Linked DNA regions of Mus musculus: regions 1, 3 and 4 are each linked to region 2. Evidence: chromatin loops called from intact Hi-C (ENCODE). Cell type or tissue: heart. All regions are shown on one strand. Region 1 overlaps Map4k3 (mitogen-activated protein kinase kinase kinase kinase 3). Region 2 has its middle 7.2 kb from the start of Gm33596. Region 3 overlaps Map4k3 (mitogen-activated protein kinase kinase kinase kinase 3). Region 4 has its middle 24 kb from the start of Map4k3.

Evidence for each region. A loop is a pair of places that touch in the nucleus more often than their neighbours do. Peaks named below come from ENCODE experiments on the same cell type or tissue, not always from the same donor. Only the 100,000 strongest peaks of a DNase experiment are listed, where the experiment ranks them.
Region 1: a loop joins it to region 2, with 2.1 times the contacts of the local background. A loop is called at or near these places in 6 of 42 quality-filtered maps.
Region 3: a loop joins it to region 2, with 2.4 times the contacts of the local background. A loop is called at or near these places in 6 of 42 quality-filtered maps.
Region 4: a loop joins it to region 2, with 6 times the contacts of the local background. A loop is called at or near these places in 6 of 42 quality-filtered maps.

What each region holds. Positions count from the first base shown.
Region 1 is chr17:80,693,549-80,701,548 of GRCm38, forward strand. The region is part of intron 1 of Map4k3 (mitogen-activated protein kinase kinase kinase kinase 3); the gene reads right to left. Among named protein-coding and RNA genes, the nearest start is that of Map4k3, 30 kb to the right of the region's middle. In heart, a CTCF peak has its summit at 318; a DNase peak (open chromatin) is centred at 353; H3K4me3 peaks cover 468 bases; H3K27ac peaks cover 869 bases.
Region 2 is chr17:80,798,190-80,806,189 of GRCm38, forward strand. No RefSeq gene overlaps it. Among named protein-coding and RNA genes, the nearest start is that of Gm33596, 7.2 kb to the right of the region's middle. In heart, no CTCF peak of the experiment used is centred here; DNase peaks (open chromatin) are centred at 2,432, 3,522 and 4,632; H3K4me3 peaks cover 1,589 bases; H3K27ac peaks cover 1,907 bases.
Region 3 is chr17:80,680,324-80,688,323 of GRCm38, forward strand. It overlaps Map4k3 (mitogen-activated protein kinase kinase kinase kinase 3), which reads right to left. Exons shown (of 34, transcript NM_001290345.1): 2 at 545-602. Among named protein-coding and RNA genes, the nearest start is that of Map4k3, 44 kb to the right of the region's middle. In heart, a CTCF peak has its summit at 3,723 (motif pointing right); no DNase peak of the experiment used is centred here; H3K27ac peaks cover 360 bases.
Region 4 is chr17:80,747,869-80,755,868 of GRCm38, forward strand. No RefSeq gene overlaps it. Among named protein-coding and RNA genes, the nearest start is that of Map4k3, 24 kb to the left of the region's middle. In heart, no CTCF peak of the experiment used is centred here; a DNase peak (open chromatin) is centred at 4,743; H3K27ac peaks cover 390 bases.

The DNA of each region.
Region 1 (8,000 bases), 100 kb before region 2:
AGTAACTAAGAATTCTATTTTCATAAAAGTTTATATAACAGCAAACTTCAGTTTTTAATTTTAAATCCCTTCTTAGATCTAAGTTGTTTTTTTTTTTTTAAAAAAAAGAAAAACCTATTGAAGTTATGCCTACCTTTATTGCAAACAATGGAATACATAGGTGTTTCCATGACACAAAATTTTAAAGTCAAACCAAATGAGCACTCATCTGATAAACTCCAAGGAAGAACAGAGATGTTCTTGGTGTAGCATGCAAGGGTTTCGACCCCTCCTCCTGCTGTCACTGTTTACAGGAGGATGGCTGGCCAGCAGGGGCACAGCCCACACTCTCACAGTCCTCCTGCTTTCAACACTGCCAGCGGCAGCTCACTTGCTCTGGTTCTGCCGACTGTAATCTCAGGACAACGTGAACATGGCCAGGGAAGATAGTAGGGTCCACTTTGACAGTCACATGCCTAAAGCAGAGACCTTAACATGGCACTGGACTAGAAGTGGAAGCTGCACGGTGATATAAGTAAAAGCAGCATATACAAGCGTATCTATACAAGAGAGCACGTATGCTCGGAAACGCTCGGAAACGACACACACTGGGCAGCAGATGTGGCGCAGTGGCTGAAGCACTTGCCACACAAGCTTGAAGACCAGAGTTTGGATCCTGAGCACCCATCTAAGAACAAAGCTTCAGGGCTGCCTGGAAACCTAGAGCCTAGGAGGCAGAGGCAGAAGAGGAGGCGGATCCCTGGGGCCAGTCAGCTAGCAGGACTAGCCAGAGTCTACTTTGTAGTTCAGTGGACCTACCTCAGTAGAGAACAACCATTCAGGCTTCCACACACACCTGCACATGTTCCCACATGTACTCGAACACGCATATCCAATTATGTACACCATGGAAGTGCAAAAAATAAAATAGATTAAGAAACAGACTAGTAACTAGAAGCTAAATATGGGTCATGAGGAAACGTTGTATAGAAGAAAGGGCCTCGCTTCTCTAATTTTAAAAAAGGTGTATTATTGTTTATGTCTGTGTGTGTGAATGCATGCCAATGTGTGTGGATGCCTGAGAGTCTGAGGAGGCGTCTGACATCTCGGAGCTAGAGTTACAGGGGCTACGTGTTGGTAGACATGGGCATGGTGAGCCAAACTCAGGTCCTCTGGAAGAGCAACAAGAGCACTTAACTGCTAGCCATCTCTCCAGCCCCTCACTTTTAAATTATTATTACTTAATTTTAAAAGCATTGCTGGAGGAGAGGGGAGCAACTATGTAAACAAGATGTTCTGACAACCTGTACAGTTTTTAGACGTTATTCAGTACATGTGCCTGTGAACAAGAGAAACCCATGATGCACTTTACCAACGACGCAAGCCACACTATTCTAAGAGCAGGCAGATTCCAAATCTCGAGAAGCTTCAAGCACGCTACAACTGGCACAGCCAAGTAAAAGTAGTTTCAGGGTTGTGGTTTTCCATGAAAAGGGCAGTGTCCTTAAGACTTCTAATTAAAAGATTATAATATTTACATGAAGAATGCAACTTGATAAAAGACATCTGCCCTGGTCAGTGGTCCTGAAACTTTGAAGCAAGCATTTTAAGTATTTTAAGGCACATACTCATGCTACTGGAGGAGATCAGGTGACTGCAGAACACTGCTTTCAGGCTGTGGTCCATCCCCATCAGCCTCACAGCACTGATACCAGGTGGGCTCCTCTCAGTGATCTTTGCTTCTACTCTAGCAAGAATGTATGTGGGAAGCAGATGAAAAACAGCAATCTCTTCGCGCTATGTCTGACAATTACAAAAGACCACCGAGAGTTAGCATCTTAGTAATGGAGCTCTCACATCTTCCATGGACGTGAACCCTAACGCCACGGGGCGCCAGTTCTGCGAGGCTTTACACACTTCTACCCAAGAATGTTTTCCCTGGTTCAGGGATGCGGAGAGCACAGGGCAGCAAGCATGAGACAGACGTGTGCCTCTTCCTCAGGCACCTCCACAACCATGCAGTAAGTGCCAGGCTTTGAAAGATGCTGCTCGGGGTGGGGGTCAGCAGATACAGGATGCGGGGCAACACACTTGGGGAGGACAGTCAAGGTCAGGCCTTTACTTAGGGTTAGGAGGCTGAGGCAGGACAAACTCCAAGTTCAGGCTGTCTTGACTACAGGGTGAGTTCAAGACTAGTTTGGTTAACCTTTAATAAGACCATCTCAAATTAAAAAAATGAAAAGTGACTGGAGAGATGACTCAGTGGTTAAGACACTGTCTGCTCTTCCAGAGGTCCTGAGTTCAATTCCCAGCAACCACATGGTGACTCATAACCATCTGTAATGGGATCTGATGCCCTCTTCTGGTGTGTCTGAAGACAGCAACAGTGTACTCACATATATAAAATAAATAAAAATTTAAAAACGAAGAGTGGTTGGGGATAGAGACCAATAGACTACTTGTACAACTCACAAGAGGTTCTAGGTTCAATTCCCAGCACAAACCACAGGGTGAAAATCAGAGTCTGTTATCACTAATAGTGGAACTAATAGTTTAGTGGCACTAATAGTTTAAGGGTGTGTGTAATGCTGGTAGCTCAGATATTCACTAGCGAATTCAATAACTTCCCAATCAGAGATCAACTGCCATTGCTTCTACTGGTGGAATCATGCCAGTTTCTTCTACAAGTGAAGGTTAAACCCGATGTGAAGTAGTCACAATGGAATGCTGCTTGGGAGTTAGAAATGATCAGACTGCCACTGCCACATGCAGACATCTCAAAAGAAATGCTAAGCAATGAGACCAGATTGGAGAGCAGGCTTCAGTTCGGAGTCCCAGGTACTGAAGGTTTGCTCTAGGCCACAGCACCGTCTGAAGGTGGGGGAACCTTTAAGAGCTGGGCCTGATGAAACTAAGGCCACTAACAGATGCCCTCAAGGAGACGGTGGGGCCCATGGTCCTTCCGCTTTCTGCTTGCTTCTCAGCTATCATGCCACACTATGATGGGAATTTTCCCTACTACCCATGATACATTGTGCTGCCTGCCGTAGTTCAAAGTAACAATGCACAGAAACCTCTGAAACTGTGGTTCAAAATGAGCCCTTCGCCTACTAACTTGATTATCTCAGGTATGCTGTCACAGTGATTAAAGCGGACCATTACTGACTTCAGCTTCGCAGAATTTTAAGATGATAAATGAATCTAGCATGATACAGAGCGGCTCAGTGGGACCGAGGAGACAGCTCAGATGGAAAGGTGAGGACTGCATAAATGTGAGGAGGAGAGTGTGGTCCCAGGATGCATTGGGATAACAGCTTACTGACTTTCCCTTTGTTTTTATGGGGTTCCAGGCTGATCCCAGGGCCTGTGCATGCTGGACAGCATTGACCCCAGGGCCTGTGCATACTAGACAGTGCTGACCCCAGGGCCTGTACGTACTGGACAGTGCTGACCCCAGGGCCTGTACGTACTAGACAGTGCTGACCCCAGGGCCTGTACGTACTAGACAGTGCTGACCCCAGGGCCTGTACGTACTGGACAGTGCTGGCCCCAGGGCCTGTGCATACTGTATGTACTGGACAGTGCTGATCCCAGGGCCTGTGCATACTGTACGTACTGGACAGTGCTGACCCCAGGGCCTGTGCATGCTGGATGGCATTGACCCCAGGGCCTGTGAGTGCTGGACAGTGCTGACCCCAGGGCCTGTGAGTGCTGGACAGTGCTAAGTCTAGGGCCTGTGCACACTGGGCAGTGCTAAATTGCATTTTCCAGTACTCATTGTTACTTTAGAATAAATTTGCAGTTGGCCTTCTACTCTTTATCTGCAGGCTGAATAGATCTGGAGGAAAATGCTGCACTGAGCACATACTTTCTAAGCAATGTGGGGCTACACTTGCACCTACTAAATACTAAATAATACTAAACTTAGTATTATGTCACCTAGGCCAATTTCAAAAGCTCAGGAAGACAACGGGCACAGCTAAGCTACAGACGCATCACTCAAAGAAATCTGGGCCAAGACTATGCTATTTTACATAAAAGACTATGAACATCCCTGGACACTGGTATCTGTAGAATTCCTGGAAACAGTCACCAGAGGAATAAATATAAAATATTTGCACCATTGTTTGCTACTGAGGCACAATACTGTTTACTAAAATCCACTGTGATGGTTTATTTAATTGTTCCACAGCATGAGCAGCCCAGACATGCTGCACTACAGCAGCCCCTGGAACACACCACCAGATGACTCTTCCTGTCTGCTTGTGAGGGAATTTCAAGACAGACCCTAGAAAAGACATAAATGAAAGGTGGCAGGGAAGAGTAGAATAAGACCTCATGTACTCATCACTAAAATAACCAAAACTGCACGAGTAACTGTGAACTATCTACACAAGAAGTACAATCATATTTATTTACCCATCATACCACATTCCTAAGAAATCCACTAACGCTAGAAGAGGTGTTGTGCTTTGGAGTTGCCGACTGTACTACTAATAAATGGCCACAGTCCTTGCTTGGCTTGGCACACAGCTGTGTTTGGCTGGAACTGAAGGGGTAGAATACTTGGGTCCCATCCCTGGTCTCACACAATAAACAAACAAGAACAGGAATTCCTGACAAGTGGCAAATAGTGTGGATGGCAGTTTTAGTAATAACTCCGTCTGGTCAGGTGCAGGCCTGGGGGGTAAGCAATGGTCATCAAGCTACCCCGGGAAGGCAACCACAGGGAAAGCTGTTGCACCCCCGCAGCACTGGCTCCCAAAGGTCTTTCTGTTTCTGTTTCTGTGTGTGCAGGACTAGAGAGGACATCGGATCCCACGGAGCTGGAGTTACAGGCTGCTGTGAGCTGCCCACTGTGGGTTCTGAGAGAGCGGCAAGGCTCTTCACCTCTCAGCCATCTCTCCAGCTCCTCAGCTGTCTGCTAAAAAGAACAAAAGCCCAGAACGCTCTGACCTTCCTCCTTCCGTACTGAGGGCTCGTTTGAGATGGGTGGGGAGGAGAGCTGTCTACACCTAGCACCTCACCAGATCATTTTCAAGACCTTTAGGGACCTCATACACCATGAACGAGGGATACCCGGGGCCATAGTCTAGAGAGGGCTCCCTGCTGCCTAAGGGCAATCAGACAAGCTTGGCAAGAACTTCTAGAGATCTGAAGCTAAGCTACATACAGCTTTATCACTCCAAGTAATCTGTGCCAAGAACGTCAGCACTGTTGTTACAAGCACACACTGTAGTGTGTTACAAGAGACCTCTCACGGTGGGGCCTTTGTTCACACCTCAGACCCACCTAATAACTAATAAGTATATGAGGAGGAGTTTAATCTGATTTTTTTAATGGTACTTTATGTTTCTGGAAACATTTAAAGACACACTCTTAAATAGAAAACCAAGCTGCTGAGTTTAAAAACAGGAACTCGAGCCTGTTTTAACACAAGCAGACGAGACTTCTAGGTGCTCCAGATTTGCATCAGCCCAAGGGGTTCACACAGCACCAACCCTCAACTGCAATTCACTGGTAGTAACTGCCCGAGCCAAATCCCTGCAGGCATGTCCCATGCAGCCCAGGATGAAGCCCAACACAAGATCATTAACTTATTTATGACTTCGAGGCTCTCCAGCATGTACTTTACAGATGACAGCTGGCAGCCATGTCAGAAGGCTGGACATGCCTGCCACGCCCACCCCTCCATTCAAGGAATTACAGGAGCCTGCTAAGTCCTTCCCTCTGCTTTGATTCCTAACACACAGGAGTCCCAGTCTCTTCTCTGGGATATCGCAACGTCTCAACTCTGCCAGCTATCTCTTAGGCTTTCTTTTTGTTCGCACAAATTGTTCATAATATTCTCTTGGGTGTTTTTAAGTATCTGCTATATTGACGAGTATGTCCTCTTCATTATTGATATTAACCAATAAATACTACTTATGACTTTCATTTCTTGACTGATCTTGGCAGAGGTCTGTCTTTCTGTTATATATCTTTTCAGATAGCTAGTTTAGGTTTTATTGATGGCTCTCTCCTTCTCAGATATAAACTCACATAGTGATAAACAAGATTCTCTACAAAGAAGTGAAAAATACACATCATAAAAAAGACAGATTCTTCAACGTATAGACGATATCACTCACCGTGCAAAAAAATCAAAGCCAAAGAATCTAAGACCCAAGAGCCCTAAAACTGAAGCAGTGGGGAAAGCAGCAGAAATACCTCAGGGTCAGGCAGAGAAGGGGGCTGAGCCATAGCCAACAATGAGAATCAGGAGCTGAAAAGGCAAATTATAGAAGAAGAGATGACCTATAGAATCGAACAAAACTTTGTTAGCTATACTGACAGAAGGTAAAGCTAGGACACACAAAGATGTAAAAAAAACCAAGAAATCAATAACCCAATTAATAAGTAGGCTAACCAAATGAACAGGTAGTGCTCAAAATTACAAATGGCAAAGTTTTTTTTTTTTAAAATCATGAAAAAAAGGTCTATCTTCACCAGCCATCAGAGAAATGCAAGTCAAAACTACCCTGAGTGAGATTTTATCAGCAGTCTGAGTGTCAGCTATAAAGAACACAAACACGGGTATCCAATGCTGGCAGAATGTGGACAACAAGGAGGGACCTTATCCACTGTGGGTGGGATGGGAGTGTGAGCCAGTCCAGATTCTATGAGAATCTGAATGGAGGTTTATCACAGGACTTAAAATACCGGACTGGAGAGATGGCACAGTCAGTGGTAAAGAGAACTTTCGGCTCCTCCAGAGGATCCACGTTTGGTTCCAGCACCCACACTGCAGCTCATCATCGTCTGTAAGTCTAGTTCCAGGAGACCTGATGACCCCAGGTTGTCTTCCAGGGGAACCTGCGCACACACGGTGCATAGATACACATGCAGCCAAAACATTCATACAACATAAAATAAACTGAAAGCAAAATATATCCATCACATGACCCAAACATGCCATTCTTGGTATTTTGTGAAAGGACTCCAAGTCAACACATCAGGAACTCATTAGGTGTCTAACAACAGAGGAACGGGTAAAGAATTGTTTATAAAAGAATGTGTGTGTGTGTGTGTAGAAAACAAAAATGAGGTCGAAGTATCTAGCAGAACAAAAGGAATAATTGAGAGGGGTGAGAAAAGGGAGGGAGAGGAAGGGATATGCCTAAGGTACTATATCTGTATGAAAATTTTAAGAAATCAAAAAGAAAGAAGAGGTGAGTGGAGAAATGAAGGGTAATTATACAGGACAAAAGAAAAAAAAAACCTTAAGAGAATCGTGGATCTATTTATTATTGCTCTGATGGTTTCACAGCTATGTCCATGTGTCACACTTAGCAAGTCAGATAATATATTTATATTTTTTGGTATCCCAAAGTGGAAATTCTCCAATCTCACCCTCCAGGGTGCTGGGATTAAGTCATGTATGAGCCCCATATTTGGTTATACCATATCATTTACATAGAAGTTACTGGAGGTCAAAAAAGCAATTTAGAAAAACTTTTTGAGCAAAACCAAACAAACTTACAAAGAATTTCTGCAATGTAATTTTTCTTAGGACCCTCAATATATATAATTACGCTGCATCAAAGTAACTTTTATTATGTTTACTAAATGCTGGTTAAAGCTGTGAGGTCCTGGACTGTCTTATTGTATTTTCATACCCAGAAAATGGAGTCATGCTTACAGAAAGTATATGTTCAATTCATTGAACTTATGTTTAATTTTTAAAATATTTACTTATGTATAGCATATACATAAGTAAATGGGTACCTTGGAGGCTAGAAGAGGGTGACAGATGCCCTGGAGCTAAAACAGGTGCCTGTGAGCTACTTATTTTGGGTCCTGAGATCTAATCTGAGTGAATAGGGGACCATCTCTACAGCCTCCTTATGTTAATAAAATGTTAAATGTTAACGTTAAAATGAAAACAACCAACGAACAAATACACAGTTGTTATTTTCAGGTTTGGAATAAGTGCTGACTAGGAACATGAAGGAATCAAAGGAGTAAAACTAAGCCAGTTG
Region 2 (8,000 bases):
AGTGCCTGTGAACGGTGGCTCTCTCACTGGGATAGTTTTCCTATGTTTATTACAAATGGGTAAATGTTGGGTATTTATTCCGCCTTAGCAGAGGTATGACACATTTAATATAAATCTGGGAAATGGACACTCCTCATCCTCCGTACTCCCCAAAATAACTTTCTACCCTCTATTGTTTTGCCCCAGTAGCCAGGGCTTCCTTGGCTTGCCTTATAAGGCTATTGTGGGGCTGCAAGCTCTTGCCATAGGGAGTTTTTCTTAGTGCTCCAGGCTGCCTTCTGCTTAATTTTAGTTCATTATATCTGAAAAGACAGGGAGTGCTTTATGAGGCAAAAGGCCCAGTCATTGTGGGAAGAATGAATCACTCTAAGAACCAGGAGAAGCCTGAAAGAGGAAATCAGCTGGGGGTCAGGAAGTTGGGGGTGGACAGGTCATTGAAAACACCTTCAAAATGGTCTTTCTTCTTTGTTCATTCTTCCTACTAGGGAGTGGGAAATGTCTCTCTCTCTCACATTGGAGAATTCTCAGTCTAATACCCTGAGGATACCGAGTCCTTTAACACCCACTGATCTTGAAGTCCGTGGCTGGAGTAGCCGTGGGTCAGGAGCATCGCACAACGGGTCATACTTGGGCATTGTCTTAGTTAGGGTTGCCATGGCTGTGATGGAGCACCATGACCAAAGCAAGCTGAGGTTAGACTTCATCTGATGGAAGTCAGGACAGGAACTCCAACAGGGCAGGAACCTGGAGGCAGGAACCTGGAGGCAGGATCTGATGCAGAGATTAAGGAGTGCTGCTGCCTGGCTTGTTCCTTTGGCTTGCTCAGTCTGCCTGCCTAGAGAACCCAGGACTCCCTCCCCTTACCCCTTTCTTTTTTTTTACTTTTCCTGCTTGGAAACAGCTGAGGGGAAACCCCCCCCCCACATTTTCAGTTCTCTAGTTCTTAAATCCCATGACTGTGGACTTCAAGGCCAAAGGTCCTAGACCTGGGGCTTCTGTGCTTTCAAGTCCTGGTCCTTCTGATGCTGTGGGTTGTTTCTACTACTTTGTAGGTAGGGACCATGATTTGGAGCCCTGGCCAACGCCAGGCTTCTGAAAATCTTTAGTTTTTAGGTCTTCAGTATTGGAAAATGATTTGTCTCAAGGTCACACAAAGTGCCGAGGCCTGGCCTCAGCCATACCACCGCTCCATCCGTGCAGATGTGACATGAGCCTATGAATTACGGGTAAAGTTCTCCGATGCACAGGCTAATCTTAGTACTGGTGTCACCTGCTGGGGTCCCCATTAGACACCCTAAAGTTTAAAAGCACTTGTTTACCAATGCCCCAGTCACAGAAAACCCAAATGCCTATGTCTGCAAGATCTCTCTTAGTGGGAAGCGGGGAGTCAGGCAGACTTTTTAAGAAATAAATTTGTGAATTAATTTTAATTGAACGTAAAACGTGTACATACTTCTGGATACCATGTGACCTCTCACTGTATGTATTTGTTATGTGATGTCCAAATCAGGGCAGGCATGTTCATTCACCATGTCTTCTTCCACAAGCATGTAAAGTCACTCTCTCTAGCTTTTGGGGGGACTACACAGTCTACCATCCATACCATCCATAAGTATCCTTGACTAGAAACTCTGATCTTGTTTTTCCCGTCTGGCTGACACCCACTATCCTTTGACCAGCCCTTCCCTATCCCTCCCTCTCTGACTTCCTCCCGTCTCTAGTAACCCGCATTCTGCTCTTGATTTTAGAGAGCACACTTTTAGAATTCACCCATGAATGGGGTTGTGCTGTGTTGTTTTTCTCTGAGCAAGCTTAATGTCCTTCAGGTCCATTAGTACACGCCCCTTGTCACATCCCAAGCCAGACAGGTGCTCCTGACCCTGATACAGAACAATTTTCTCCTAGTCATTACCTTCTCCCATAACTTACTAAATGTCCACAGGGACGATAACAACGAAGGTCATAGGAGGCCATCTCTCTGAACAACTAATGAGCTATTCAGAAAGTCAGCTGTGTTGATTTTTGAATGGCACCAATGGCCCAAGGCAGACACCCCTCACAGCCAGCCTCTCCTGGTGGTGGCAATGGTGGCCTTGAGCACAGACCTTAAATTATGGGGAAGTAACAGATTTTGTTTGTGGGGCTCTGCAATATCATGATAAAGTCTGGTCACCAAATTGTACTATCCTCTCTCTGTAAGTTGCTGTGTTCAAATGGATGAATGTAGCAAAATAATAGCATGTGATGTATGGGCTGACAGCCTAGAGAGACTTAGGGTTAGAACACGTAAGTACATCCTGGCTAGAACTACATGGCTTAGATTTTGTATTGCTCACGATTGACAGCAGTGGTTCTCAACCTGTGGGTGGTGACCCCCATGGCCACATGACTCACTGTATTAAAGGGTTTCAGTATTAGGAAGGTCAAGAGCCACTGGTCCAGAGCCAAAACTTTTTGGAGAAATGAACAGCTCATCAGATCTGCCTTGAGTTTGTCGGGTCCCTGTAGTCCCCAAGGCCAGAAGGTCCACGCTGCAGTGTGTTATATAAGTGGGTGTGGTGGTGGTGGGGTGAAGGTGTGCTGTGCACAGCAGAACTACAGTGTGTTCAGGGCATGCTGGGATCTGCAGAAACATTTTCCAGTAAGGATTCGTGTCAGTTTCAAAGTGCTCAAAACAACCCTAAAAAGAGTGTGGCCAGAAAAGCTATTATTGCTGCCTGAAATCCTTGTTGGAACAAAACGTGAAACAAAAACGAGCGAAATAGAACAAAGCAAGTCATTGTGTAGCGAACCTCACCGTCCAGTGTACCTGGCTGGCATGTGGGTGACTCAGGAAGGTCAGGAACCAGGCTGTGGCAGTTGCTTTAAACCTCTACCTTTCGGTGTGTTTCGGGGGTGGGGGTGCTATGTCCTTGAAGGGAGCGTGGGTGAAGAGCACTCCTGCCTAAAACCGCGTGGGTTTCCCTCCTCCCCCATATCCCTGTCCTGTTTTCTAGAAACAAGTGGATTCATCGGACTCGCCTGCCGATGACCCCCTTCTCTATTTTCTGTTCCCTTCCTTGAGCCTTCCTCCATCCTGGCTCAGGGTGAGCCGACAGGAGGAGCACAGAAGGCGCCGACCTTGGGCATAGAGGCAGAACTGCCCCCCCACCCCCCACCCCCACCCCCACGCCCCCACCCCCCGCTTGAACTAAAGCAGTGGCAAACCCTCTCCTGAAATTTCTTTCTCGCCCTTCATCAAACTTTTGTTGGACCTGGAAAGGAAATGAATTCTAAAGGCAGGAAATGACCCAAAGACCGGAACAATGTGTGCAAATCTAAACTCGTGCTTCCGCCCTTTGGTTACAAAGCATTCTAATCTGTGTCCCAGGAAGCCTAGCCCATTGCCAGATGGAGATCTGTTTTCAGATCGGCTCTTGGCATCTGCCACTCCCAGCTGGTGACATTCGCACGTTTCTGAAAGGCAAACCTGTCCCCACATCTTCAAACTTCTGGAGAGGTGTAGCCCCAGGAAAGTCCTCGAGGCTCTGGCTGACAACGCCAACCATCTGAAGCACTTCATCTGCGGTCGAACTGTTGCTGGACTCCAGCCTAGAACGCCAGCACACGGAGTCTGTTCTCGAAGATCTTCAGCATCTGAAACCAAAGTGTGTCTCTGCTGCCAAAAAAGGCTGGCTCCCTCGCCTGCTTCATAATCCCTTTCTCACCAGGCGTTCCTGAAGAAACCCGATGAGTCAGGGAGGAAGGAAAAAAAAGTGTCTGAAGGAAGCCTGGGGGTGGGTTGGCCTCTACCTCAGCCTCAGAAAGCCCCCCCCCCCTTGTTTGGCAATCCACTAACGCTTAGGGGTTTGATTTTTTACTTTTCCCATCTTCCCTCTTCTGTCAGCTCTCACCTCCAGAGAACCTTCATTTACCATTCCTGTAATTAGCTCTGCAAAAAGCTGGAGGCCCTCGGATGGGGAATTAGTCACTCTTGCAAAGATGGTTAGACTTCACTTTCATCCCCAGGAGCAGGGCGAGAAAAAGCGCCCACTCGGACTTCCAGAAGAGACCATTATTCAATAGCTCCGTTCTGACTCGGGGCTTGTGCTTTTCCCAGGCTTTTTAATTTTTATGGGACTCTGTACATCTGTCTTCCTGAAAAAAGCTAGGAACCAGTTGAAGTCTAAACACCGTGAGGTGGCTTGTGGGATATCTGCTTCTAACAGGTATCCCACTGAGGCTAAGGGCCCCCTCACCCTTCTGTCCCCAGGCAATCAGAAAGTAGGTTTTCTGAGAAAATGTGCTTAACTCTCAGCGTTTCTGAAATGCCAAACAGATTGAAGGATAAAGAGTCTGGCGTGTTTGTTGACATCTGGCTTATAGATAAGCTACTGAGAGAAAGAAGGGAGAGAGTCAACGGGGGTCTGGTGAGAATGGGACCCAAGTAGGCGCCGCTCTTCTGGCGCTCGGCACCTGTCCTGGAGTGCAAAGCCACTCTGCGCCACTCTCTCAAATTGTGTTGTGTATTATGAAAGAGGTTTTTAAAATGTTTTGATAAGCCGGGATTTATTCTTGGAAAGGGAATATGGGCCCTGTTACAAGATAGGAGCTTAATGTCAGTGCAGGTCGTATCAACTGTGTGTGGCTGTGAGCAGAGTCACGAAAAGCTTGGCGAACTCCCAAGGTGGCTTGGAGCAAACTCGCCCTTTCTTTCCTTTGCCTGTAGACAATGAGCCCAGGACAAAGCCAGACCTAAGGAGATCATCTTCCCTACTATGGACATCAGACAAACAAGATAAATAGTTTGCGTTCTTATGATGACAATGGTGATAAGAGAAGCTACTGAGCCCAAAGAAAACAAAAATGGATTCTGATTGCAAGCTATGTTTATAAGACACGTGCCCCCCCCCCCCAACAGAACAAACCAAAACAGAACAAACCCACAAACCAACCATGCTGTCAGAGTCATGTAACTTGACCCTGAACTTAGTTAGGGCACATGAAATAAATACAGTTTATTTCAGTTTATTTATTTATTTCTGGACAGAAAACTCCAGATTAGGTTAATGTACAGTTGAGGGCCGTTAACAATTAGCAAGAAAGGCACCAGATTTAACTTATTTTTGTACTGCTTCCAGCCTTGATTATCTGTTAAAAATTTGACATAGTTAAGTACAGTTAGATTGTTTTAATACGTAAGAGAGACATAGAATCTATTATGTGCTCTTTGCTCCTTAATTGGAATGTGTAGCCATCGAGGGTCTCATCTTTTGTGTTCACAGAATGACAAGCAGTGATACAATTTATGATCTGTACCATGATGGCCAAGCTTGTGTTTTGCTTAACTGCAGGCGTTTCCAGGGTTCTGGCTAGACATGCCCAGCGGATGCTGGAAGTTTACAGAAGAAGAACAGACTACTTGCTTGCAAGCTGGACCGTGCTCACAGGACACTCAGTCAACTCACAGGGCTATCACAGGGCTATATTCTCCACATATGGGAAGCTAGAGATTGCTGAGGTCTCTGTGACAGCAAGGTGCACTACATTAGGTTGTGCCACTTGGCCAGCTGAGGTGTCTCATCTGAGAGGTCATGGTACTCAGGAGCTATTGGCATAGTGCAAGCATCCAGATCTAGACAAGATGGATGCTAGGGTTTGAGAAGACGTCTGGTTCCTGATTGGCATACGCATTTGTTTGAAAGCCACGTGTACTTTTATTTTTTGTTTTTCTTGCTTCACAAAAACCAAAACAGAACAAAACAAAACCCCAAGATTTAATTTGAGGCTCAGTGAGTAAAGGCATTTACTGCTAAGCCTAATGACTACAGTTTGATCCCAAGAGACTGCACGAAGGAGGAAGGAGAAAATTGTGTCTTCACAGTTGTCCTCTGATCTTTGCATGCATGTAAACATGCACGCACGCACGGATGCATACACACCACCGCTACCACCATATATATATGTATGTGTATGTATATGTATATGTATATATATATATATATATATATATATATATATGTTACATTTTTGAAATAGAAAACAATATATTCTTGGAGAAAGATGAGTGGGAGAGTGATAATGTGTGGACAGGACCCAGCATGTCGAGGCCTGCCTAAGAGAGCTACACACACTATCACTAGGCACAATTACATCCTTTTATAAGTAATTCATATTTAAAGTTGTTTTTGCAAGCAGCTTAGTTGTTGGGAACTACTCACTGATTCTCAGTTCACTAATTCTCAGTTTGTTATTTCTTTCGGCTGAGGGACTCTGTGGGGAAAAAAAAACAATAGAGATATAAAAATGATGGGAATAATTTAAAAGTTTGGGAACTCTGGATTAGATCAATAGAAGTTGGATTCAGTGAGGAAGAAAGGCAGATTCCATGCCTCAGGCTAATTGGTCAGACCACGACCATGGCAGGAGCTAAGCTTTCTTAACAGCAGCAGTCTGTCCTTCCTGCTCTCCCTGCCCCATAACCCCCAGTACTCTGATAAAATGAGCATGCTCCATGACTTTTCTCCTTGGTGTGTGCACAACCTGAAGAGTTTTTCCACAGGACCCAAGCTCTTTTTATTTTATGTTTCTTAAAGGAATCCCCTCACTGGTCTGGAACTCACTGAGTGAGCTAGGCCTCCTGGCAAGGAGTCCCAGGGAGTCCCCTCCCCAGAGGAGCCACCTCCTCAGGTTTGTATGTGGAGAGAGAGGACTTGGGAATTTTGAGTTTGCAAGGCAAACACTCTATCTACTAAACCATTTTTCTTGCCTCTTTTCCTTCTTTTTTTTTGGAGACAGGATCTCCTGTGGCCAGGCTGGCCTTGAACTCACGATCTTTTTTTTTTGCCTTTCTCTTCAAAGTGTGCTTACAAGTATGTGTCACCATGCCAGGTTTGAGTTTTTTTTTTTTGAGACAGGGTTTCTCTGTGTAGCCCTGGCTGTCCTGGAACTCACTCTGTAGACCAGGCTGGCCTCGAACTCAGAAATCCGCCTGCCTCTGCCTCCCGAGTGCTGGGATTAAAGGCATGCACCACCATGCCCGGCTGAGTATTCTTTATTAATTCAACTGCTTGAGAGAATGTTACGGTTGTCTCATGTAATAACGGGTAAGCGGTCTCCAGTGGAAAGCTTCTGGATTTTTTTTTTTCTAACCTGACACAGACTACATAATGGCTAATTCTCTGTGTCAACTTGTGTGGCTGCCACTAACCAGATATTAGATAAGATGTTATTTGGATGTGTCTGTGAGAGTTATTTTTTAATGAAATTAATATTACATCAGTAGACTCTGAGCGGTGCAGGTTGCCTTCCCCAACATGGGTGCTGGGCCCCGTCTGATGACGTAAGTTCTTAATAGACTGAAGACTGACTAGGAGCAAGAAGGAATTCTGCTAGGAGACTGCCTCTATCTTCACGTAGAATTTCCAGTCCCCTGGCCTTACCCCATCACATCCTGAGTTCTCTAGGCCTGCTTCACTGCGTGCACCAACACTATACAATAACCCTAGGGCTGGAGGGATGGCTCAGTTGGTGGAGTGCTCACTGTGTAGCTGTGAGGCCTGAGTTCAGATCCTCAAAACCCATGTACAAAGCTGGGTACAGCAGCAGGTGCCTTTAACCCCAGTCTGAGGAGGTAGAGACAGGTAACTCCCCGAAGCTTGCTGGCCACATAAGCTAGGTTTGTAGGGAGATTCTATCTCATATAACAAGATGGGGCTGGTGAGCTACCCCTAGTGGGTAAATCACTTGCTATGACACCTGACAGTTTGAGTTGGGTCCTTGGAACTCAAAGGGTACAGAAGAGAACTGGTTCCCCCTAAGTTCTCTTTTGACTTCTACACATGCACTGTGATGCACACACAGACGCACACACATGTACACACAATAAATAAGTGTAAATAATTTAAAAAAAATGCAGACAGTGATTGAAGAAGACACCAGTCATCAACCTCTGGTCTACATGTGCATTTTTTATGTACAAATACATAAACATGTACATATGCTAAAGTCAAAATAATCTA
Region 3 (8,000 bases), 120 kb before region 2:
TAGATATAATGACACACAGGTGCTAAGAGCTGGTGAGGTCTGTTGAGAAACTCAGGACACAGAGCAAGAGGACAGGACACAAACACCCAGACTACAGCTTCCCAAATGTAGGCCGGTCTTTCCCACTGGACCACACTTGCCTCTCATAACAGAGCAATGTCATCTGGAAATAAGTAAGCTAGTATAAACTTGCCACAGTTAGTCTGGGGAGTTCTGATGTCACATCCCCTGCGGACCTACTCTCCATCCCAGAGCTACCAACCATTTCTCTAGGAAAACCTGAGCAAAGCCCATGCTGGGCTCAGAGAGGAAGAAGGAAGGAGAGACACTGAGCAAACCAGCGAATGGTAATCAAACATCAAAATAAGCATTAGCCAGGCATGCCTACAATTGCAGGACGTAGGATGCTGGGGTATGAAGATCAATAGTTTAAGATCAACCTGAACTACAAAGACCATTTTTTAAAAATGAACTATAAAAAAATTACTCTATGATATACAATGACTTTCTAGCAATAAAAAACATCAAATTTCAAATAATTTACCTGGTTCCAATTTTATCACTTTAATTGCTGCTAATTCTCCAGTGTTGACATTCCGTGCCTAAAAGAAGAAGAGGAAAGATCATGAAAAAAAAAGCTATAATAAGCTTATCAGTTTATTGTTTATTTTCAATCATAAATATTTTTAAAGTATCTAATTTACATTATAATTAAATTTACAATCTAATTTACAGCCAGCCAGCACCAAGTCCTTCATAATGAATCCCAGCACTAAGTGTAAACTTACTGCCACACTAACTGGGCACTGTTCTAAGTGGCTTGATACTCACTTGATTCTTACAGGACCTGTAAGGTAAAAACCAGTCCTGTTCCGTGTTGCAAATAAGAAAAACGAAGTGAAAAGCCTGCTTGGTCATACCACTGGCTACGTGGAAGCACTGGGACTCAAAGCCAGGAAGTCTTCTCCAGACTTCCTAGTGAATTCCTCCAAGCATTACACTACAGAGCTCTTCATGCAAAGGCTGGGAGAACTACAGAGGGGATTGGCCTGAAATCTTTAATTAGAATCTAACTATGAAAGCAGCCCCCTTATGTCACTTCAAATCCACATGTTGCCAATAAAATCAATGTATTCAAAATAAGCCACTCATGAAAAATAAAATTAATTTAAAAATCGATTCATGGAGCTGGGGATTTGGCTCAATTGGTGGAATACTTGCACGGCAGCCTGAAGCCCTGAGTTCTACCCCCAACTTAGTAAAACCAGGCATGATGGCACACATCTTTAACCACAGCACTATAATCCACTGGTGGAGACAGGAAAATCCGAAGTTCAAGATAATCCTCAGTTACTACAGAAATTGAAGGATAGCCTGGGCTATATGACATCTTTAATCTAAAAAGGGAGGGATGGACAGACAGAAGCTAGCCAATTCATAAGCTGGGTATGAGGGCATGCCTGCCAATCCTAGCACTTAGGAAGAGTCAGGAAGACTGTTCAAAATTAGAGACCATCTTGAGCTACACAACCCTGCCTTCTGCCTCAAAAATCAATCAGATATTAGACTATGAGTGTTTACAACTGTTTATCTAAGTAGAAAATATCTATGAACTTGATTTTAAAAAAATGGCAGTAAATCTTTAACAATTTAAGATGCTATAAAACTGGATAAGAATTTTCAAAGTATTTTAGTGTTTACATTTAATTAATTTTTATATCAGTCTAAAGGGAAAAACATAAGCAATCCCACGATTATAGGAAGATCTTATCATATGGCCAGGATTAGATTTAGCTGCAGTCCTCCCTTAGTAATAGATGGGGAAAATCTGACAATTAACATGGGAGTACCAGGGCATTAAAATACCAGCAGAGGGACTGGGGAGGGGGCTCACGGGTAAAACACTTGTTGTGCTGAAGTTGGGGGTCAGAATGGAATTCAGCTTCCCAAGATTCATGTAAAACCCAGCTCTCTGGAGGCCCAGGCAGGGAACCCCCACAGCAAGCTGGCTACAGAGACAGCAGGAGCAGCTAGCTCTGGACTCAGTTAGGGACCCTGCCTCGACGTGTAAGATGAGAGCACTGAAGATGCCTCCAGCCGTCAAACTTGGGTCTCTGAACACATCTGCATACATGTCCTCTCAACACCTGCACACACCTGAGTCCCCATACACAAAGGCGTGCATATGCAGCATTCACACACCAACAAATATACTCCTTCCCTCCACTAACACACGTAAGCAAACTAGGGAAGTACACAAGAAAGCAGAAAAAAAAGTTAAGCTCTTACTAAAAATATGCACTTAAGACTCTCCCAGGGCCGGGAGAAGGTTCCCGTGGTAATGTGCTTGCTGAACAGGCAATAGGGTCTGAGTCTAAGTCCTCGGCAGCCACAGAAAAGCAGGGCACAGGTATCGAGTATGGCTACACATGCCTGTCATCCCAGCATCCGGATGATCTCTGCTCCAGAAAGTATGTTGGCAGTTGATAGGTGACACTGATGCCAACTTCTGACCTCAACACACACAAACATGCACAAACACACATTATACATATGCCACACACTACTTTTTTAGAGTCATCGTGGTGGCACAGACCTTTAATCCTAGCACTTCATTTGATGAGAGGGAGAGGCAGGTGTGTCGGTTGACACGAGTTCAAGGCTAGCCTGGTTTACAAAGTTAGTTCCAGGTCAGCCAAGGTTACAAAGTGAGACTCTGCCTTAATTTTTTTTTTAAATCCAAAAGATTCTTTTTGTGGTATCTGAGTGTGATTCCCACCCCACTGTAAGCCTAAGTTGTTTGAATACTTGGTCCCCAGTTGGCTGTCTGGGAAGGGTGACGAGGAATGACCTTGTTGGAGAATGTGTCATGGGTGGGGGAGGCTGAGGTTTCAAAGCCTCCGGTCATCTCCAGTGCCCTCAGTGCCTCCTGCTCACGGTCTCTCAGCTGTTTCTACCCCATGCCTTCGCTCCCTCCTCATGAACTCCAACGCTCTGGAAAAGCCAATCCAATAAACACTTTCTTCTCTAAGTTCCTTACATCACAGTGTTTTAACAAAGCAGTAGGAAAGTAACTAATATATTCCCTATAGAAAGTTAAAAATTTAAAAAATGCAGGGAAAACTCATTTAAAAATCTTATCTTTAGGGCTGAAGGAGATGGTGAAGCGGTTAAAAGCACCGGATGCTTTTCCAGCACCCTCATGACGGCTCTCCACCATTCCTATTCCAGGGGATTCAATGCCCTCTCCTGGCCCCCATGGGCACCAGGCACATACAACACAAACATAAGGCAAATATACATATAAAAAAGTTTTTAAAAATTCTTCAACTTATAATCTTCATCACTAACAAATACTCACGATGCCCATATGGAGACAATGGAAAACAGATCTGAGTACTTCTAGCCAAAGTTCCTTTCTTTTAAGTGTGACAAACCCCCCAACAGCACTGAGTAAATTCTGTTCCTTTCTCCAGGATGAGACATCACATAAACAATGAACCTGGAATGTCACTGTGGAGCATCTGCAAACAGGGACATGGTGACCTGGGGGAAACACTGGGCATCGAAAATAAAACCGGATGCTACTTCCTGACTCAGTGAATCTCTAATCAGACCTGTTCAAAAGTCTCACTTGTTTACTGAAAAGAGGTATGGTGACTCCACTGTGTGACATCACAACGTGAAGCTGATTGATCAGAGCTGAAAATTTGTTCCCAGAGGCCACAGGAGGGCACACTCTTCATGGACAAAGTCACAAATGTCCTTTCAAAATGGCTGCTGCACTCAAAATACTTGGCTAAGAGCTGATTTACTCAGAGCTCTCATTAGCCATATTCAGCTGAGAAATCATGACAGTAAACTCCTAGTGAGCAGGTGAAATAAGCCACTAGTCACTATGCTTTCAGAGGGTCTGTCACTACTCTTTGACTTATTAATTCAAAAGGTCTGTCAAAAACTTGCTATAAGGTATCAGTTCCAAACCCCAGTCTCTCTGGGATGAATAATTAACTTCTGGTGCTCTCTTTCCAGTGGCCGGAGCCAGGCGGCTTAAGAGCTCCCCCTCCTCCTGCTTTCTGCAGTGCAACTCAGTGTATCTTACTTGGTAATACTCTGTGAGGGCGGGGTAGAGGTCCAAAGGAAGTCAGGGGACTTCTATTTCAGAGCCTTTTCTCATCAGAAACCATGGAGTTTTGAATGCATTATGATTGTGTGGCACACTGGTAGCTGCAGACATGGGATTTTAGTAACTAAGATGCCGAGGCAGTACGAGAGTGCAATGCCAATCAAGACTATGTAGCAAAACCCTATCTTTAAAAAAAAAAATCACTTATTTCAGGATTAAGTCAATAATATCTCAAATATTTATTCTGGATTTATCAGTTTTGATTCAGCTCAAGCAATTTAGTTTTCAAATGAGCAAGGCTAACATTCCAAGATATTAGCATGTATGAACTTTAAAAAAAAAAAACCAAAGTCAGTATTGCAATAGAATTTTCATACTTCTTAAAAGCAGACACTGAAGTGGCCTGCCATGAGCATTACACCTTGCTGTTTGTTGACAGCCCTCAGAGGACTCCACAGCAGTTTCCCTTTCACTGAGGACCTCACTGCGGCCACTTCATAGATTAGTTAGTGGAGCACCATCACTGCTGAATTTTAGAATATTTCACCACAGCACCAAAACAAAAGCAAGCCCCTAAGCCCACAGCGATCATTCCCACTCTCCCGTCCCTGGGGTCTTGAGTAGTATGGATGTTTCACTAAATGGAACTGAGCAACACGGGGTCACTGGTTAGTGCTCCTGCTACTCAGAATGTTCTTATTCACAAATACTATCACGTTGCAGAGAAATACAGTCGGGCTTTCTACTCATCGCTGAAGGATACAGAAGGAGGTAGTTAATCCTCAGTGTCAACTCAACTGGCCTAGGGTCCCTGAGGAAACACGTTTCTGGGCATATCTGTGCTTGCAGAGATTATAAGTGAGGAAGAAGACCACCGGCGACTGTAGCCGGCATCATCCCATGGGCTGAGGCCCCAGCCCAGACTCAGGGGAGGGGGAAGCCGGCTGAGCATCCCTGCTGTTCTGAGGCATGCCAAGAGGATTCGCAGGTCCACACTTCCAACACGATGGAGCTCCCTTCGCAGCCATTCGCAGCCGTGAGGATTCACGCCCCATCTAACCGGGAGCCAAAATAAAGCTTCCCTCTTCCCCTCAAGGTGCTTCTTTTCAGGTGTTTGCTCAGAGTGACAAGAACAGTACACATAACACATGGGTTCTTTTCATATTCGTGTGTTATAAATACTACTTACTACTATATATGAAACCATATAAATGTCTGGGTAAACCTGTTTCTAATTCTCTCAAATACAGACCTTAAATGTACTAAAAAATGCTGGGCTGTATAATATTCCAGGCCCATGACTTTGAAGATGGATCACTAGAATGGAAAAGTTGTTTGAAGAGCTGCCAAATTGTTTTCCAAAGCAGCTCTAGTGTCTTGTACTATCTCAACTAACACATTCTGCTTCAGTTCCCCATAGCCTTGGAACTCTGTTACTTTGTGTTTTCCTTTGGCTCTCCCATGGGGATGCCCACCCGCCTCTAGAACCCAGTTACAGGTGTGCGTCATCACTCCTAGCGCATCCACTTAAAACACCACCAGAAGTTTAGACCTTAATCTGCACACCATGCACACTTTCTCTCCCATTAGGAGCTCTTCTCATTTCCCCTCCCGTCTCACTGGCCTAGCAGGCAAGCACATCAGCTTGGGGCTACACCTTAGTGCCCGCCTTCATCTCCTTGATGCATTAATGTATTTATTTTGATGAAGTCCAACGTGGCTTGTTTTGTCCCTCTGTGTTTCTCGACGGTTGAGAAAGCTAGCATGCCAGAGCTCTTTGCCAACAGGCTTTACTTTCCACCCGTACATTAAGGTCAATGATCCACTTTTAGTAACTTTCTGTATGATGTTGCACCATAGGGAGTTTCCAATTTCATTCTTGTGCATGTGAATATGAAGTTGTGAAACACAGTATTTTTAACTTCAATAAAACCCTTTATTATCTGGCCCCCACCTATCTGCCTAGTTACTCCCAAAGTTTTACTTTATGCTCTGGCCAAACCAAACAAGTTGTGGTTCCTCAGCACCAGCCACACTTCTACCACAGCGCCCAGTCCTGGGCCTAGATCCCAGACCTCATATCACTAGGTCCTAAGCTTAAGAGCTAGGCTTAGGTTATCCTGACTCTGTCCCCTTAACCTATTTTCACTTCGGCACTTCCTAACACCCCCACACTCCCGCAGACCCTAGGTAATCTTTCTCAAACTGAAGAGGGCCTGATGAGAATCCTACAGATTTAGAAATAATCTCAGTCTACAAACGCTCTTGAAAATTCTTATATTTTTGATTGTGACCCTAGCTTTTAACAGCTGAGCCGTCTCTCCAGCCCATTGAAAATTCTTGATTTCAGATCTGCTTGAGATTTTGTCTGAATGAGCCATGGGGAGGCTTTCAGACAGATTAGACTAGTATAGAAAAGTTGTTTTCCTGAGCTGACTTCACACTGCTGAGCACGCTCAGGTATGAGGAGCGTCCTCTGCACATTGGAATACAGGTAAGTAAGCAGCCCAATCAAGAGGAATCACCAACACCCGGGGCAGGCCAGGTACCACAGTTAGACAACCATCGTTGTAAAAACTGACCCTTGCTGGGTACTGAGCACCTAGAGCTTTCAACACTTATCCTGTAGAAGAGGATGTTCACTGTGGACATGGAAATGGGGTGTGAAATGACAGCTAAGATTGCAATAAGCCGCAGGGTGGATCTGAGCAAGCAATGGCCACTGGATCCTTTTCCTGACCCCTCTACTCTGCAAAAACAAGATAGAAGAGACTATTTATTCCTAAGATTCCTCCTAAAACAACATATACAATAAACGTATTCTAAATAGCTTCCAAATAGTAACCCAGCTGGTGGGGTATACAAAAACAGTATGCTGAAATAGAAAACAAACAAACAAAACATTAGCCCTGAATCAAGGGATTCCAAGTGGAACCCAGGAACCTGTCCCTAACACCAAGCCACTTCTGAGGCACAGCCAGGTCTAAGGATGTGGCCACAGACACCTGCTCCACTTAGCTTCTGGGTCTGATGGCTTCCTGATGATGACACCATCCATGCTGAGACCTGAAAGACAGGAAGTGTCTAACATAGGGAAGGGATGAGGGGAAAGGACACAGAGAGGAAAGTGAGGCTTAAAGGCCCACGGGGACACACACACACACACACAGACACACACACACACACACACACACACACACACACACACACAAAGCAAACACCAGGCTATTCTGTGCACTGGGGGAGGATAAGGACTGGGTGTGGCCCACACACACCCCGTCAGAAGGAAATGGATGATCCATGCTCACCCTGAATGAGTATGTATCTTGTTGCTTTTCCACAGCTAACTGCACCAGGTACACGTCCACCACAAAGGAACCTTCTAGTTCACAGGAGAATGACAGGGTGGCAAATATCCCTGGCTTGCTCAGGGTGTTCTTCCTGCATGTCTACTGTCTATCATTTCTAACAATGTGCTTCCATACTCTTAGAATTAAATTTTTATTTAATTTTGATGGTATATTTTAAGGTCATTCTACTTGAAAACCTTGAATTAGCATAAACAAAGGACTCAGTAGAGCCAGATTCTCTAAGGATAAGTAAGAATGTGTGTTTTTATAAATAAAGTTTTATTAGTACACAGTCATGCTCACTTATTTAAATACTGTCAAAGGCTGCTTTCTCAATACAATGGCAGAACTAATAAATAGCTGAGACAGAGATCATACCTTTTGCTGCCCCATAGCACTGATGTTGCATCTTCATGGTCTAATAGAAGAACGCTGTGCTACCTATGTTCAATTGTAAGCTAATAACATGAAAAACTGAACTTTCCAATTATATGTACATATGCAATAAACATTTAAGACTAGGG
Region 4 (8,000 bases), 50 kb before region 2:
AACAAAAGCTTAAAAAAAAGTAATCATGCCAATAATTATATAACAGTCACAACACAAAGACACAGCTTATAACCAAGTAGATTCTATTAATCTAAAATTGCCATACCTATTAATATCATATGAATGGAAACCCAAATACACAAAACAAAACTTCTCATAGCACAAAAGCACTGCTCAGGTTACAATACAGCACATCGAACTCATGAAAGGAGAAGGCATACTGTTATGACACATCCATTTTCCAATTCTGTGAATTGATCATAAAGAAAGAAACAACTCAATAGGAGTGCCCTGCTTTTGTGAATGTGCTCATTTTGAACGTTGCATCTGCTAATAAAGCTCTAAGATCAGCCCAAATACTCAGCCATGGGATTAAGATTTCATAAATTACAATGTACCAATACCAGACAATGGTGTGTATTACAGCAGCGATGCGTAGAAGGCCTTGTCAAAGCACAAAACACTTCTACAGGTATAATGTAAGGTAGAAAAATTGACTGGAAGAGGGTATGTATATCATGATTCTAACTACACAAGAACGAGCTAGTCGGTACTAGGAGCAAATGTCTGTTTGTAATGTTGTGCTTGAATGTGTTGTTTGGGCAGGTAGGATGGGGTATCCCCCTACTCTGAACAGTCTTTTCCTTTTGTTGCTATTTGGATTGACTAGGGTTTTGTTTTGTTTTTTTCCTGCATGCAACAGACACTAGCTTAAATAAAAGATACTGATGGAGCCATGCAGCCATAGCTCAAGGAGTTTAAGGAGGGACAGTATGACTAAGGAGGAGGAGGAGCTAAGATGGTGGCAGAGGTCTTAGTAATAAACGTTCTTTAACTGAATCTCTGCATCGTTCTTCCTGGTAAGGAGATTTAAATGCCTCCTGTTCCCTTGGGCCTCCAATCCAGATTCGGATTCTAGAGGAGATTTGTCTCGGATCCACCTGGAGTCGAGGGGAGGCTGGTGCTCTGAGCAGAAGGGGATAAAGAGAAGCTGAGCCGACCAAGACAGCGATGCCATGGAACCTGAGAGCGTTTCCCCAATTCTTTAATTTTAGTGAAATGTTCGTGCACACGTGTAAATGGAGTATGTTCTCCCATCTCTCTCCACCCTACGTCATACGTCCCACTAGTCAATTCCGTGTTCCCTGGGCAGGTTCACTTCTACTTTCCTGTCACATAGTCATACATAACTTTAATATAGCGACTTTCTGATCAATAGAGCATGACTAGCCTTCTTCTTACATTCAAGAAGAAGTATTTCAAGATTCAGAAGCATAGACAGTAAAAAAAAACTATGAATAAGAATATGACTGATGCTTATTATTATTATTATTAATTATTATTATTATTATTAGTAGTAGTATATTTGTATGTGGGGAGTTGGAGAGGCACCTCGGCTATTAAGAGCACTGGCTGCTCTTCCAGAGGTCCTGAGTTGATTCCCAGTACCCATACAACATCTGTATAACCATCTGTAACTCCAGTTCCAGCATCTGACCCCCTCTGCAGGGCTTATTGAACATCAAGCACACAGCATGCTTCTCAGACACACATGCAGCAAAAATACTTTCCTACATAAGGTAAAATAATAAAATAAAATATTTTAAAAAGTATGTGTGTGTCTTTGTGTGTGAGTTGCAGGTAGTAGTGGCACACAACCTTTAATCCCAGCACTTGGGAGGCAGAGGCAGGAGGATCACTGTAAGTCTGAGGCCAGCTTAGTCTACAGGTAAGTTCCAGGACAGCCAAGGATACACAAAGAAACCCCATCTCAAAAAACTTTTTAAAAAAGTGTGTGTGTGTGTGTGTGTGTGTGTGTGTGTGTGTTCAAAGATGCCAGAGGAGAAGCTCCTGTAACTGGAGTAGCAGGCAGTTGTAAGCTGCCTCACGTGGGTGCTAGGAGCGCAACTCAGGTCTTGTAAGAGCAGAACATTCTTTTAGCTTTTAGCCATCGCTCCAGCCCCAAGCATCTCGAACTTTTAATCCCATGTTGCCAAGATCCCTCTCTGGGAGTTGCAGTTCATTATTTTGCCTTGTACCAGACACTTGCTCCCTCAAGTACTAGCAACTCTGCCAATTTTCGGGTCAAAAAAAGATTACCTTATTTTGTTTCCCTTTAATAATAACATTGAAAAATGTCCCATTTGGTGGCCACCACTTATAAGTAAGCACATGCTATGGTGCATTAGATCTTTCTAGAAATCCGTGCGCATTCATTTAATATGTGTTGAATGCTTGTTTTAAGGATATGGCACTGCCTTGCTCTCAAAATGCTCATAATCAAGTTATTGAGATAAACAACTTCAATAGGTTCTGATCTGAGAAAATACTTAAAAATACAGAGTCAAGTAGCTGTTTGGTTGGTAATGAAGATTTCAATAATTCTGTCTTGCTAATGCATCAGATAGAGAGGTGTAGGAGAGGAGATAAGAGAATCAGACTAGAAAGGCGAGTCCAAACCACATCCCACTTGCATATTTAGACAGGTTAAAAAGAATGGTCTTCAGTGTCTGAGGATGATAGAAAACCAAGGTGAGTTCTAAATGATTCACAGTGAAATGAGTATCTTTGTGGTTTGGAAAGCTCCCTTCACACAGGATGGACAGACAGCATTACAAAGGACTATTGATCTAGATAGGGTTTCATTGCTGTGAAGAAATACCATGACCAAGGCAACTCTTATAAAGGACAACATTTAACTGGAGCTGGCTTACAGTGTCGGAGGTTCAGTCCATTATTATCATGGTGGGAAGCATGACAATGTGCAGGCAGACATGGTGCCGGAGAAGTCAAGAGTTCTACATTTTGATCCAAAGACAGCCAGGAGGAGACTCTCTTTTGCACTGGGCAGAGTTTAAGCACTCAAAGCCTACCTATACAGTGACACACTTCCTCCAACAAGGCCACACCTCTTTTTTTTTTAAGATTTATTTATTATTATATCTAAGTACATTGTAGCTGTCTTCAGATGCACTAGAAGAGGGGGTCAGATCTCATTACGGATGGTTGTTAGCCACCATTTGGTTGCTGGGATTTGAACTCAGGACCTTCGGAAGAGCGGTAGGTGCTCTTAACCACTGAGCCATCTCTCCAGCCCCAAGGCCACAGCTCTTAATAGTGTCCCATGGGCCAAGCGTATTCAAACCACCACAGTCATGCTTTATTTGGGATGTGAAGTGTCCTCCAAAAGACTAGTGTGTTGAAGGTTTGGTCCTCACCCAGTAAATCCAATCACTGAGAGGTTATTGGCTCATAAGGGCTCTGGATTAATCAATACATTATACTCTTGTTAGATTAATCGTTTGATAGTGTTACTGGTAAATAGTGGAAGCTCTGGCCGTAGGGTCCAGCTAAAGTATGCCACTGGGGCATGTGTTGAAGGGGTATGTGTCTTATTTGTCTCTGCTCCCTTGGGCACCAAGAGGTGAACAGCTTTACTACAACACACAGGCTTGTCATGATGTTCAGCGTCAGAACTGAGCAAAGACTAAAACCTTTGAAACCATACACCAAAATCAAGTCTCTTCCGCTCGTGTCTCTAGCTGCATATGTAGCAGAAGATGGCCTAATCGGCCATCATTGGGAGGAGAGGCCCCTTGGTATTACAAACTTTATATGCCTCAGTACAGGGGAACACCAGGGCCAAGAAGGGGGAGTGGGTGGGTTTGGGAGCAGGGCAGGGGGAGGGTATAGGGAACTTTCGGGATAGCATTTGAAATGTAAATAAAGAAAATATCTAATAAAAAAAAAGAAAAGCAAAAAAAAAAACCTAAAAAATAAAAAATAAAGTCTCTTCTGTTAGACTGTTTCTTTGTGGAGTTTGTCACAGTGATGAAAAGTCTGACCATACAGGTAATAGTGAAGAGAGATGCCCAGATGGGAAATGGGAAAGGAGCAAGACTGTCCTGACCTTGTAGGATTATAGAAGTGATACTGAGAAATGTCTAAGTTTGAAATGCATCCCTTGTCCCAACCTGGATCTATACAAAGGATTGACAGATGGACTCTGAAATACACTGTGTTGTGATTATAAAAGGATAAAGAAATATAGGAATATGTTCTATGGGGGTGTGGTGAGGTATAGGGGGAGGGGGTGCCTTGGTACGCCCATGCCAAGGCATCCCTTCCCCCTAATGGACCAGTCACACTATGGTATAGTATAGAATAGAGTTTATTCAGGAGATGGGGAGGGGAGGTAAGAGAGTAGTAGAGGCAGAGAAAGGCAGAGAGAAGGAGAGAGTAGAGAAGTCGAGGCCGGATAACCACGTGGGGGGGAAGGGAATGGGGAGCAAGGGGACAAGAGGCAAGGGAGAGAAGCAGGAATGGGGGGGGGAGCAGCCCCTTTTACAGTGGGCCAGGCCTACCTGGCTGCTTCCAGGTAACTGTGGGGGTGGAGTCCAGATAGAATACCAACACACAGCTTATCGCTGTCACTGAGGGAAAAAAAAAGCTACATCGGAGGGTTTAGTGTGAAAGCCAAATGAAGTGCTGTGTACCTCAAGTCCAAGACAGCTGCCTCTGAGGTAAAAGATGGGGTACCACATGGAACTTCCATCATAAATAACTCATTCCCTTGGCTGCTGGAAGCGCCAGAAGCAGACATGCTCAGCAACTAGCCACCAGTGGCTCAAAATTGTGCTCATTTTCCCAGGGATGCCAATACCCAGTGACTCATTAAGAGTAAGGAACAGAAAATCCTGATCTCTTGACCTCAGCATGAGCTAATTTGGAAGCAGAGTTGCTGTACCCTCCCTTAAATAGAGTGTGTCCACATAGGGAGAGGGGCCAGCTTTCAAGCACCTGTGCTGCCTCATCAAAGCAGGAAACATCTGGATAACAATGAATGGTAATGAGGAGCTAGGTCGCTGGGGATTAATATGTTTGCTTATAAATGAGGAAAACAGTCACATATGGAGCCTAGTCTCAGACATGGGTAATTTCAGTGGATGGTAGTACCACTTACTGAGATAAAAGAAACAGGAAGGTCAGGGGAAAATATGAGTTTAGTCTGCGGTCAGACCTGAGGCTAAAAGGCGCTCAGGAGTGTGTCCTGGGGCACTCACTGTCATGCTTCTGTCAGTACACACTGAGGGGCAGCGTCCAGGTCCCGCAAGGCCGATACGGAAGAGAACAGCATGGCTTCTATTATCTTGAGAGACTCCAGAAAATAGAAAAGAGCCAGGATGCAGAAACAGAATCATCAAAAATGCAAGGAAAATGTGGGAATGAAAATTATGATTGGCCGGAGAGATGGCTCAGTGGTTAAGAGCACTGGTTGTTCTTCCAGAGGACCCAGGTTCAATTCCCAGCATTCAGATTGAGGCTCACAACTCTCTCTAACTCCAGTTTCAGGGGCTCTAATGTCCTCTTCTGGCCCCACAGGCACCAGATACACACATAGTGCACACAGGTACACATAGATGAAACACTACACCCATAAAATTAACAAATAAAAAATTAAATTGTAGGCATAGTGGTGTACACTCTTAATCCCAGTTCTTGGGGGCCAAAGGCAGGTGAATTTCTGTGAGTTCTGAGCCAACCTGGTCTATATAGGGTGTTCCAGGCCAGCTAGCCAGCCAGAATTACACAGTGAGACTCTGTCTTAGGAGGAGGAGGAGGAGGAGGAGGAGGAGGAGGAGGAGGAGGAGGAGGAGGAGGAGGAGGAGGAGAAAAGGAGAAAAAAGTGATGTTCTTATGGTTGGTATTCAGATCCAGGACAAGCAGCCTAGGTGAATATTTAACATACCAAAGCAGGTTCTTCCAGTTTCCCTCAGTTTGGACCTATTACAGGGAATGGCTGGCATTCCCTGCCCTCTGCCTTGAACTTTCAAGCCAAGGAATTGGGTCTCCCCTTCCCCAGAAGAAGTCACTCTTCCCTATATAATCCAGATATCTTGCAGGCTCTCGCTCTTGCTCTGCTCTCTCCTCCCACCATTTTCCTTTTCCCTGTGTGTGCATGCTCTATATCTCTTTCTCTTCTCCCTCCCCTCTGTCTCCCTCCCCATGGCAACTTCCCTGACCTTGTTCCTTGAGACATCAAACTTGCCCGAGAGCTGCTTCCCAACGAACCTGTGTCTATCTACTCTAACCTGACTTGAATTGGCTCATTTCACCAGCGGAGGATAATTTATCATCCATAATTCCACATGCCTATAATTCTAGTGCTGGGAAGGCTGAAGCAGTAGGGGCTCAAATCCAAGATGGGGTGATTGGAAAGGGAACAGATCTTCTCTGAGGGCCTTGTTTTCTGCCTGTGAAGTTTGGTCAGGATGGACAGGATTGCCTGTGGGAACAGAGCAGTGACTGTGGTGGTAGGGATAGGATGTCATATGAAATGTGGTTATTACAAAAAAAAAAAAAAAACCATCAGGGCCGAGGGCATGGCTTAGCAGGAAAGGTGCTCGCTGTGCAAGCATGAGGGTCTGGGTGTAGACTCCTAACCACGTTTAAAACTGGGTGCAGTGGAGCATGCCTGAAGCCCAGTTCTGAGGGCTGCAGACAGGCAGATCCCAGGACCTCTCTAGTTAGCCAGTTTAGCCTTAGACAGACAGACAGGTTTAATGGGAAACTCCTTTTCAAAAAAAAATATGGAAAATAATAGTAGAAGATCCCTAACGTGGATACACACACCACGTATATACGTGGACATACAATAATAGTAAAAGTCCAACAACAAATGCTGTATAAGGAAACAGGAATGCTTGCCAGTTGAAAGCCTCGGTGAGCAGGTACATCCCAGAGGGAGGCTAAGAATAGAGGTTGGATCTTCCGAAGTAGAGCAAGGACCCTGTCACCATGAAAGGGGAGACGATAAAGGCTCCTAGGTTCTTCTGAGCTGTATAAGAGGGAGGACATCCTCTGATGAGTCATGGTCTCGTTTCCCTCCGCTTTCCCACCCTGCTTCTTTCCCTTTGATGTTTACAAAGGGACACGTGAGCACACCACGAAGGTGAAGCATACAATAAATAAAGCAGGGACTCTGAGAGGGAAGGACAGAAGGGAGAACCTGGGAGCCTACAAAGGGAGAAGAAAAATGCAAACCCAGCTAGGAGCAAGCAGCCTGGGGCTAGGCTTCTTCAAGCTTTGTTCTAAGTTAGGTTCCTGCTCCAGACGCTTGCTATGGGTCACACACACTCTTGTCTCTGCATCTCTGTCTTCAGCATCTACAACAGAGCCTAGCGTAGTACAGGAGTGAGATAAACATTTGGTGAACGGATGCAGCCCACAGTTGCTGACTCTTTCGATGGATGGTGTGCAAACATTTCTCTCTCTCCTTTCTCCCTCTCCCTTGAAAAGTTTTCAGCGAACGTTTGAACCTGCTGGGGCTTCTTCGGAATACATACAGTCCTATTACTGTCTGCTAGGACTGGCTGCCCGCCTCCCCACCAGGACTCTCTGTTCTCACTGGAAAAGGAGGCACAGCTTGCTCATCAAGAACCTCTTAGAAAGAATGGTACAATCTGGGCTAATTTTTTCTCTCTCGTCTTTCAACCTCATTTCCTAAGTTAGAGAGAGAGAGAAATGTAAGGAATCTTAGGAATATGAAACTTCTCTGGAACGATCTTTATTGAGCTGTGTTTGGAACCAGCTGAAGTTCTGAAGGGCTGCCAAGCCAGGCAAGAATGAAAGAAAAATGTAATATAACTTAAAACAGCCCCTATTCCTTGTCAACATCAGAGAAAGATCACTAAAACAGCTGTGTGTTTTTGATTTGATTTTTATTTTGCCAGAATTTCCCTCCAGCTTAGAACTGTTATAGGATTGCTTTAGATTGAGTTGGAGTAGGAAGAGTGGAGGAATGTGTTGTTTTGGAAGTCCTGTAGTGTGGTCAGCCATCCTCAAGCTTTAGAATTATACAGCTGTTGTACACACTTTGGCTTGTCCTATTAGAATGTCACTGAGGTGTAAGTTTGTTCGTGGTATCTGGGTCTGTCTCCCCAGCTTCTTTGTGGCCTGTGGCTCACCTCTCCAAGGCTTTAACTAAAGGTAAAGGACCA